Linked DNA regions of Homo sapiens: region 2 is linked to region 1. Evidence: chromatin loops called from intact Hi-C (ENCODE). Cell type or tissue: gastrocnemius medialis. All regions are shown on one strand. Links, peaks and the distances in the headings refer to the core of each region. The heading gives the core; the rest is flanking DNA. Region 1 overlaps NXN (nucleoredoxin). Region 2 overlaps NXN (nucleoredoxin).

Region 1 (4,384 bases), core at 200-4,199:
AAAAGTTTTTTCTCAAAGCCTGGGAGAACAGTAGTTTGGCCTCTGAAGAATCCCAAACTTGTGGTTAATAAGAGAAAAATAGACAGTTTAACACGTGGAAGATTGAAAAGTCTAAACAGGCCAGCGTGGTGGCTCTTCCCTGTAATCCCAGCACTTTGGGAGGCCAAGGCAGGTGGAACACCTGAGGTCAGGAGTTCGAGACCAGCCTGGCCAACATGGCAAGACCCCATCTCTACTAAAAATACAAAAATTAGCCAGGTGTGGTGGCGGGAGGCTGTAATCGCAGCTACTCGGGAGGCTGAGGCATGAGAATCGCTTGAACCCAGGAGGTGGAGGCTGCAGTAAGCCGACAGAATGAGACTCCAACTCAAAAAAAAAAAAAAGTCTTAAATGTACCTTGCAAAGAGTGTGCAGAAGCTGTTCAGATGTAAGTGGGGGTCCTGTGTGGTTGTTCTGCCTTGTTACTAATGACCTTCAGAGTGACAGGAGCATGACCTATTCCGGGGACACAGCAGGGACATGTGTTGTGCTCCAGCAGAGCCTGTACGGCGTCCCATGGGTCATCTCCTAGCTGGACACTGGCAAGAGTTCCAGAGTCATCTCCCTCCCTTCATTCTTCAGGCTGCTTCCCTGGGAACCATTCCCCAGAACTCACCTCTCCTCTGTCCTTCACACATGGGATTCCCTCTATCCGATCCACCCTTCCCCGGAATTCCCCTCTCCTCCAGCCTTCACACGTGGGATTCCCTCTATCCCAGCCACCCTTCCCAGCAATGTTTACCTGACTCCAGCTCCTTGATGAGAATCACTGGGAAACTCCCTGACCGTATCTCCCTCGAACTCTCATCCAGCCAGCAGGGTGAGGGAGCTCCTCCTCGGCTCTCACCCGCAGACTTAACGCCTTCGCGCTCCCCAAGCACAGAAACTACCTTGTCTTTTTTTGTTTTTTTTTTGGTTTTTTGTTTGTTTGTTTGTTTGTTTTTGAGACGGAGTCTCGCTCTGTCGCCCAGGCTGGAGTGCAGTGATGCGATCTCTGCTTACTGCAACCTCCGCCTCCCGGGTTCACGCCATTCTCCTCCCTCAGCCTCCCGAGTAGCTGGGACAACAGGCGCCCACCACCACGCCCGGATCATTTTTTTGTATTTTTAGTAGAGACGGGGTTTCACCACGTTAGCCAGGATGGTCTCGATTTCCTGACCTCGTGATCCGCCCGCCTCGGCCTCCCAAAGTGCTGGGATGACAGGCGTGAGCCACCGCACCCGGTCGAAACTACCTTCTCTACATCGTGATCACCCCAGTGCCAGCACCGACCCTGGGCCGGGCCCACCATCCCGCCTGTGTTTGTAGGATAAGTAAATGAGCAGAGAAAGGAAAATGTCCAGATGCACAAAAAGGAAACCTCGGAAATCCCTGCAGCCAGAGAAAGACACAGAAAACACGGAGGCTGAGTGTTGGAGCTTCCCAGGGCCCCGGGTGGAAGGTCTCCCAGGCTTTCTATCACTGCAGACGCCAGGTGGTGGCTGGGGCAGATTCTACCCAAGCCTCCTGCCTTATATTAAGTCCCACCCTCCACACAGATGAACCTCTAGACTTGGGTGAACCCCACTGACCAGACAGTTCCTTCTCTCTCATCTCACATCCTGCCTCCTGTTTGTTAACTTCCCAGCACAGATCTGTTTCTCTGTAAAGGGCAGGCAGCCCTTACACACCCTGGGTTACATCAAAGGCCAGAACGAAAGGCCAGCACGGCTTAAGAGGGCCGTCCAGAACTGGCTGCTGACACCAACCCAAGAGTGATCCAGCTTCTGACTCACCAGGCACCAGCTCATGCTCTCTGATCCAGGAGCCCCGACAAGCGACCTGAGGTTCCAGGGGGGCTGCCTGACACATCTCTGCTCCGACCAACAGGGTTAGGAACCTACACAGATTACGAGGTGGAAGAAGGAAGGTCTCTAAAGCTCCTGAGCTGCAAACAGGACCATATTGGCAAAAGCTCCTGTGTCCCTGTTCACATCCACATACTTTAAGTATTATTTCTGCAGCATTTAAATACTTTAGAAAGATACTGTAAGAATCGCTGACATATGTAGGTTTCAATGAAATCACTCAGGGAGCCCTCCCCACTCGGGAAAGACTCCTTATTACAGAGCCCAGTTCTGTAAGTTCCCTGGAGAAATGAGTGAGGAGGGAAGGCGGACGTGGTCAGTCATAAAATCTTGACGCTCTTTTTCACTTCCTCTGCTCGTTCGTGTTCCACGGACAGTTAACAGCTACGTCCTGCCAATTCTCCTCCAAGCCTCTCTGGGAACCAGTTCTTTGCCTCTGATCTCGGTTAAGAACCGCTGACCTGCTGCCCAGAGTAAAAGGTGGCGTGCGAGAGCTCTCGTACTTAGGAAGGAAAGGATGGTGCCAGGCGCTTGGTGCTTGCCTTAAGCCGGCAGTTTTCAACCGGGGGGTGGTTGTGCTTCCCACGGGCCATTTAGCAATGCCTGGGAACGTTCCTGGCTGTCACATTGCGGGGTGGAGTGTTACTGACACAGTAGGTAGAAGCCAGGATGCTGTCCACGTTCTACCAGGCGCAGGACAGCTCCTCCCACAGCAAAGAAGTACCTGGCTCAGAACGTCAGCAGGGCCAAGAAACCCCACACCAAGCCTCTCCTGGGATTATTCCAGTCTCCATTTGGCCCCCAGTCACTTTCTGATTCCAGTTCTCCAGCCCAGGAATGCAGGACGTGGATTAGAGAAGCAAAGGGAAAGTTCATCCAGAAAGATTCCGGTTCTGTGAGTGTTACTAACGGGGCAAGCACCTTGAAGGTACCGTGGGACGTGGGTGATTCATGAGCCTGAATTGTCTCACTGTTATCACGTGATCAGAGTGAGGCGGCCTAAGGGAGCATCACAGGATGGGAAGGGCCAGGTTGAATGAAAAATCCTGGCTGAGTTCAGTGGCTCAGGCCTGTAATCCTAGCACCTTGGGAGGCCAAGGAGGGAGGATTGTTTGAGTCCAGGAGTTCGAGACCAGCCTGGACAATATACTGACACCCTGTCTCTACAAAAAAAAAAGTAATAATACAAATAATTAGCCAGGTGTGGTGTCCCGTGCCTGTAGTCCCAGCCACTTGAGAGGCTGAGGTGGGAGGACTGGTTAAGCCTGGAAGGCGGAGGTGCCAGTGAGCCCCGATTGTGCTACTGTATTCAAGCCTGGGCAACAGAGTGAGACTCTGTCTGGAAAAAAAAAAAAAAAGAATCTTATCCACCCCACCCAGTCTTTCTTTCTGAGCAAATGGTTTGGAATCTCTCACACTTCTGGTGCTACATGCTTTTATTTATTTATTTATTTATTTATTTTTGAGACAGAGTCTCACTCTGTCGCCCAGGCTGGAGTGCAGTGGTGCGATCTCAGTTCACTACAAGCTCCGCCTCCCGGGTTCACACCATTCTCCTGCCTCAGCCTCCCGAGTAGCTCGGACTACAGGCGCCCGCCATCACGCCCAGCTAAATTTTTTTTGTATTTTTAGTAGAGACGGGGTTTCACTGTGTTGGCCAGGATGGTCTCGATCTCCTGACCTCGTGATCCGCCCACCTCGGCCTCCCAAAGTGCTGGGATTACAGGCGTGAGCCACCGTGCCCGGCTATGCTTTTATTTTAAGCACGGTGATCTTCGCAGCTCTCATTCTGGAGCCACATTGGCAGCCACCATGAACTAAGGGAGTGTACATACAACCTCCCAGGCACCCCGAAGCTCCAGGGTTAGAACCTGGTCACTGTGGTGACCTCAATGATGAGGCCAACAAGTAATTGATTCCTAATATCACTTAGTGAAGTTAGTAAATGGTCTGTTTTCCAGTGATAAATCGCAGCATACGCATTCACTTTTTTTTTTTTTTTTTTTTTTTGAGATGGATTCTCATCGTGTCCCCCAGGCTGGAGTGCAGCAGCACGATCTCAGCTCACAGCAACCTCCACCTCCCGGGTTCAAATGATTCTCCTGCCTCAGCCTCCCGAGTAGCTGGGATTACAGGTACGTGCCACCATGCCCAGCTAATTTTTGTAGTTTTAGTAGAGACGGGGTTTCACCATGTTGGCCAGGCTGGTCTCGAACTCCTGACCTCAGGTGATCCACCTGCCTCAGCCTCCCAAAGTGCTGGGTACAGGCATGAGCCACCGCGCCCAGCTGCATTTGCTTTTGATAAGTTTCCCTGAATGGAAAATGTTGATGTTACACTAGCTAATTGGGAATGGCATGTGTTATCCAGCCCTGATCCAGCTCTGCTGTGTTACTGATGAACACCTAACAGTTACCCGCAAGCTTGCAAAATGCTTTTATGAACCACATATCACCAAGCATCTGCAGTGCTATTTGCTTTATTTCCTGGGAAACTCG
Region 2 (4,384 bases), core at 283-4,282, 56 kb before region 1:
CTGCACATTCCCCAGGCTGCGTAAAGCCCCGGGGTTGGGGGGGGGGCAGCACTCTGGAAGCCAGTTATTCCCACGAGACCAGGAGGTGGGGGGACGCCAAATGCCAGGTCCTTGGTGAGCCCAGTGGTCCTGTGGAGATGGGTCACACAGCCCGGCTCAGCCCAGGGCACCGAAGGAAGCCGGTGGCCAGCCTGTCAGCGGCAGTGGGACTTTGGCCAGGCCGGCCTGGGGCCCAAACTCATCATCAAGACCACGGCAGAGGCCGCCACCCTGTGAGATGGACAGCTCAAGGGCACAGCCTCGAGGCCCCGACTCCCCCACCCGTACCGCCCCCCAGACACCTCAACGCACTGGCAGCATTTGGCAGGCCCCCTTCACTCGGCAGGGTGATTCTCAAAACCCCAAGATGCTTATAGGACTCCGGGTTGTGCGGTTACCCAGTTCTGCTTTTTTTTTTTTTTTTTTTTTTTTTGAGACGGAGTCTCGCTCTGTCGCCCAGGCTGGAGTGCAGTGGCAAGATCTCGGCTCACTGCAAGCTCCGTCTCCCGGGTTCACGCCATTCTCCTGCCTCAGCCTCCCGAGTAGCTGGGACTACAGGCGCCCGTCACCACGCCTGGCTAATTTTTTGTATTTTTAATAGAGACGGGGTTTCACCGTGTTAGCCAGGACGGTCTCGATCTCCTGACCTCGTGATCCGCCCGCCTCGGCCTCCCAAAGTGCTGGGATTACAGGCGTGAGCCACTGCGCGTGGCCTGGGTTACCCATTTTCACCCGAGCCTGTCAGAACACTCTGCCCTCACATGACTCAATCCACAAAATGACCAGCAGATCAAGCCACTGCCCCAGTGTAAGTCCAAAGACAGGCCAGGTGGAGGCGGCTCCCTTTGGGTGCAGGCAGGGGGTGTACCTGGCACTGCTCTGTGAAGGAATCTTTATACAAGCTCTTCAGCGGGAGAGAAACAAGTGAGATGGGACTGAGACCCCAGGGCACAGACAGACTCAAACAGGGAGCAGGACGTCCCCAGAGAAGCCCCACAGGATGTGCAGACCAGACACTCCAACAGCCAGGACCCTGCAGAGCGAGTGTGTGTGTGAGTCTGTGTGTGCACGTGTGTGTGATGGCGCGAGTGTGCATTGTGTGAGTGTAGGTGAGTGTAGGTGTGTGTGAGTGTGCATGTGTGTGACTGTAGGTGTGTGTGAGTGTAGGTGTGTGCACATATGAATGTAGGTGTTTGCATGTGAGTGTAGGGTGTGTGAGTGTAGGGTGCGTGAGTGAGAGTGTGCATATGTGTGAGTGTAGGTGTGTGCATGTGTGTAGGTGTGTGTGCGTGAGTGTAGGTGTGTGTGCGAGTGTGCATGTGTGAGTGTAGGTGTGTGCATGTGTGTAGGTGTGTGTGGGTGTGTGCGCACATGTGAATGTAGGTGTGTGCATGTGTGACTGTAGGTGTGTGCGTGTGTGAGTGTGCATATGTGTGAGTGTAGGTGTGCATGTTTGTAGGTGTGTGTGCACATGTGAATGTAGGTGTTTGCATGTGTGTAGGTTGTGTGCACGCGTGTGTGAATGTGTGAGCGTGTGTGTGCGTGTGTTCACACACCTGGAACACGTCCACTGAATGACACTGGAAGCCGTAACCACGGAATCACACAAAAGCTCAGAAATATTCAGAATTCAATCAAAAATACTGGTCAGAGTTTTGTGACGCTACAAAGCTTATGAACGAATGCACAGTTCCTTCAGAGGTATTTCGGCCCAGCCTGGCCACATTTAAATATCCTCAGAGGCAAAGAAAGGCAAACTCCCATCAAGGGATGGTGCAGTCTAGGGAGGGTGGCTGGCTTCTAAGACTAGAGAGAAGCCAGAACTGATACCAGTGAAACCAGGGACTGAGTGAGACGGGCTCTGAAGGAGAAACGGCCCCCGGCTTGGAGGACAAGGACAGGGCACCACAAATAGGGCCATCGACGCGGACGGAATGCCGCACGTGGGGCTCAGCCCAACCTCGAAGCGCTGAGAAGGCGCTTCCAAAGTGATATCCCTGGAATGATATAATGATTTCCTTAATACGTGAGCATCTTTCAAAACTAGGAGGATCTGGAATTAAGTTTAGAAGTATGAATCAAACTCATGCCACTGACGTTTCTGTGTGTCAAGAAGTGCATGCATATTTGGTATTTAACTTCAGCATTTTTTTTTTGTTTAAGAGACTACGGCCGGCCGGGCGCGGTGGCTCACGCCTGTAATCCCAGCACTTTGGGAGGCCAAGGCGGGCACATCACGAGGTCAGGAGTTTGAGACCAGCCTGGTCAAATGGAGAAACTCTGTCTCTACTAAAAATACAAAAATTAGCTGGGCGTAGTGGCAGGTGCCTATAATCCCAGCTACTCAGGAGGCTGAGGCAGGAAGATCGCTTGAACCCGGGAGGCAGAGGTTGCAGTGAGCCAAGATTGTGCCAATGTACTCCAGCCTCTGGGTAACAGAGCAAGACTCTGTCTAAAAAAAAAAAGAGCCGGGCACGGTGACTCATGCCTGTAATCCCAGCACTTTGGGAGGCCAAGGCAGGCAGATCACATGAGGTCAGGAGCTCAAGACCAGGCTGGCCAACATGGTGAAACCCTGTCTCTACTAAAAATACAAAAAGTTAGCCAGGTGTGGTGGTGGGTGCCTATAATCCCAGCTACTCCGGAGGCTGACGCAGGAGAACGGCGTGAACCCGGAAGGCAGATGTAGTGAGCAGAGATTGCGCCACTGCACTCCAGCCTGGGTGATAGAGTGAGACTCTGTCTCAAAAAAAAGAAAAGAAAAAAAGAAAAAAGGCTGTCCTAGGGTACCTTATTAGTTTCAGGTGACCCCCTGGCCTGAGCGTTGGCCACCAGCAATACCGGCAACCCACGGGCCCTCACATCCAGGAAGGAACTCCGTACCTCAGAGAGGAAGATTCTGCTCCACGGATGATGAGGTGCTGGGAAAGAAAATGCCTCTATGTGGAAAGGCCTCCTGACCCAATGGAGCAGCAGAGAGGGGGCGCGGCAGCAGCTCCACTCTAAGTGACAAGTGTCCGTCTTCCAGGCCCTCGTACGAAATGACACGTACTCGGACCAACACTGTCGTGTTCGTGAAGACGTCATCACACTCCGCTCCTCAGATATGCCCAACTGTCCATCTCATCCTGTCCACTCAAGGGCAGCACTGGGCCCCTCTCCTAGTGACTTCCCGTGGAGCTCAGTACGGAGAGTATGGGATGGTTAGCACGCACTCAATACATCAAATCCGGCCGGGCGCAGTGGCTCACGCCTGTAATCCCAGCACTTAGGGAGGAATTTCACTCTTGTCACCCAGGCTGGAGTGCAGTGGTGTGATCTCGGCTCACTACAACCTCCGCCTCCCAGGTTCAAGTGATTCTCCTGCCTCAGCCTCCCGAGTAGCTGGGATTATAGGTGACCACCACCACGCCTGGCTAATTTTTGTATTTTTAGTAGAGATGGGGTTTCGCCATGTTGGCCAGGCTGATCTCGAACTCCTGACCTCAGGTGATCCACCCACCTCGGCCTCCCAAAGTCCAGGGATTACAGGCGTGAGCCACCATGCCTAGGCAGTAGTTACAAATTCAGCTGAGTCTTCTAGGTGCTAAAGCAAAGAAAATAATTGTGGTTCATAATGAAATTCAAAGTATACAAAAGATAAAAACAAAAGCCTGCCACCCGGTAGGTTTTGAAGGCGATGAGGCACTCACAGTTCAGCTGACATCCATCCATATGATGAGGGCCAGTGTCCACTCTAGATCCCTAAGCTCTGTAGGTTTTGAAGGCGACAAGGCACCCACAGTTCAGCTGACTTCCATCTGTATGATGAGGGCGAGTGTCCACTCTAGATCCCTAAGCTCTGTAGGTTTTGAAGGCGACGAGGCACTCACAGTTCAGCTGACACCCATCCGTACGATGAGGGCGAGTGTCCACTCTAGATCCCTAAGCTCTGTAGGTTTTGAAGGCGATGAGGCACTCACAGTTCAGCTGACTTCCATCCGTATGATGAGGGCGAGTGTCCACTCTAGATCCCTAAGCTCTGTAGGTTTTGAAGGCGATGAGGCACTCACAGTTCAGCTGACTTCCATCCGTATGATGAGGGCGAGTGTCCACTCTAGATCCCTAAGCTCTGTAGGTTTTGAAGGCGATGAGGCACCCACAGTTCAGCTGACATCCATCCGTACAATGAGGGCCAGTGTCCACTCTAGATCCCTAAGCTCTGCAAAGCGCAGGGCCTGTTATCTGTTTTATTCAAGATAAAAACGTTCTTCTTGGCCTGAACGTTTAACGTGCCTCCGGATCATGTGTGAGGGGTGCTCCAAGACCCAGCCACGTCAAACAGAGTCACACTTTGTACACACCT

What was found. A loop is a pair of places that touch in the nucleus more often than their neighbours do. Peaks named below come from ENCODE experiments on the same cell type or tissue, not always from the same donor. Only the 100,000 strongest peaks of a DNase experiment are listed, where the experiment ranks them.
Region 2: a loop joins it to region 1, with 6 times the contacts of the local background. A loop is called at or near these places in 8 of 110 quality-filtered maps.

What each region holds. Positions count from the first base shown.
Region 1 is chr17:867,527-871,910 of GRCh38, forward strand. The region is part of intron 1 of NXN (nucleoredoxin); the gene reads right to left. Among named protein-coding and RNA genes, the nearest start is that of MRM3, 87 kb to the left of the region's middle. RefSeq lists an enhancer at 3,143-3,970. In gastrocnemius medialis, for the core only: no CTCF peak of the experiment used is centred there; DNase peaks (open chromatin) are centred at 550, 1,765, 2,505 and 2,865; H3K4me3 peaks cover 1,913 bases; H3K27ac peaks cover 3,737 bases.
Region 2 is chr17:811,474-815,857 of GRCh38, forward strand. All of the region lies in intron 5 of NXN (nucleoredoxin), which reads right to left. Among named protein-coding and RNA genes, the nearest start is that of MRM3, 31 kb to the left of the region's middle. In gastrocnemius medialis, for the core only: no CTCF peak of the experiment used is centred there; DNase peaks (open chromatin) are centred at 2,528 and 3,058; H3K27ac peaks cover 2,109 bases.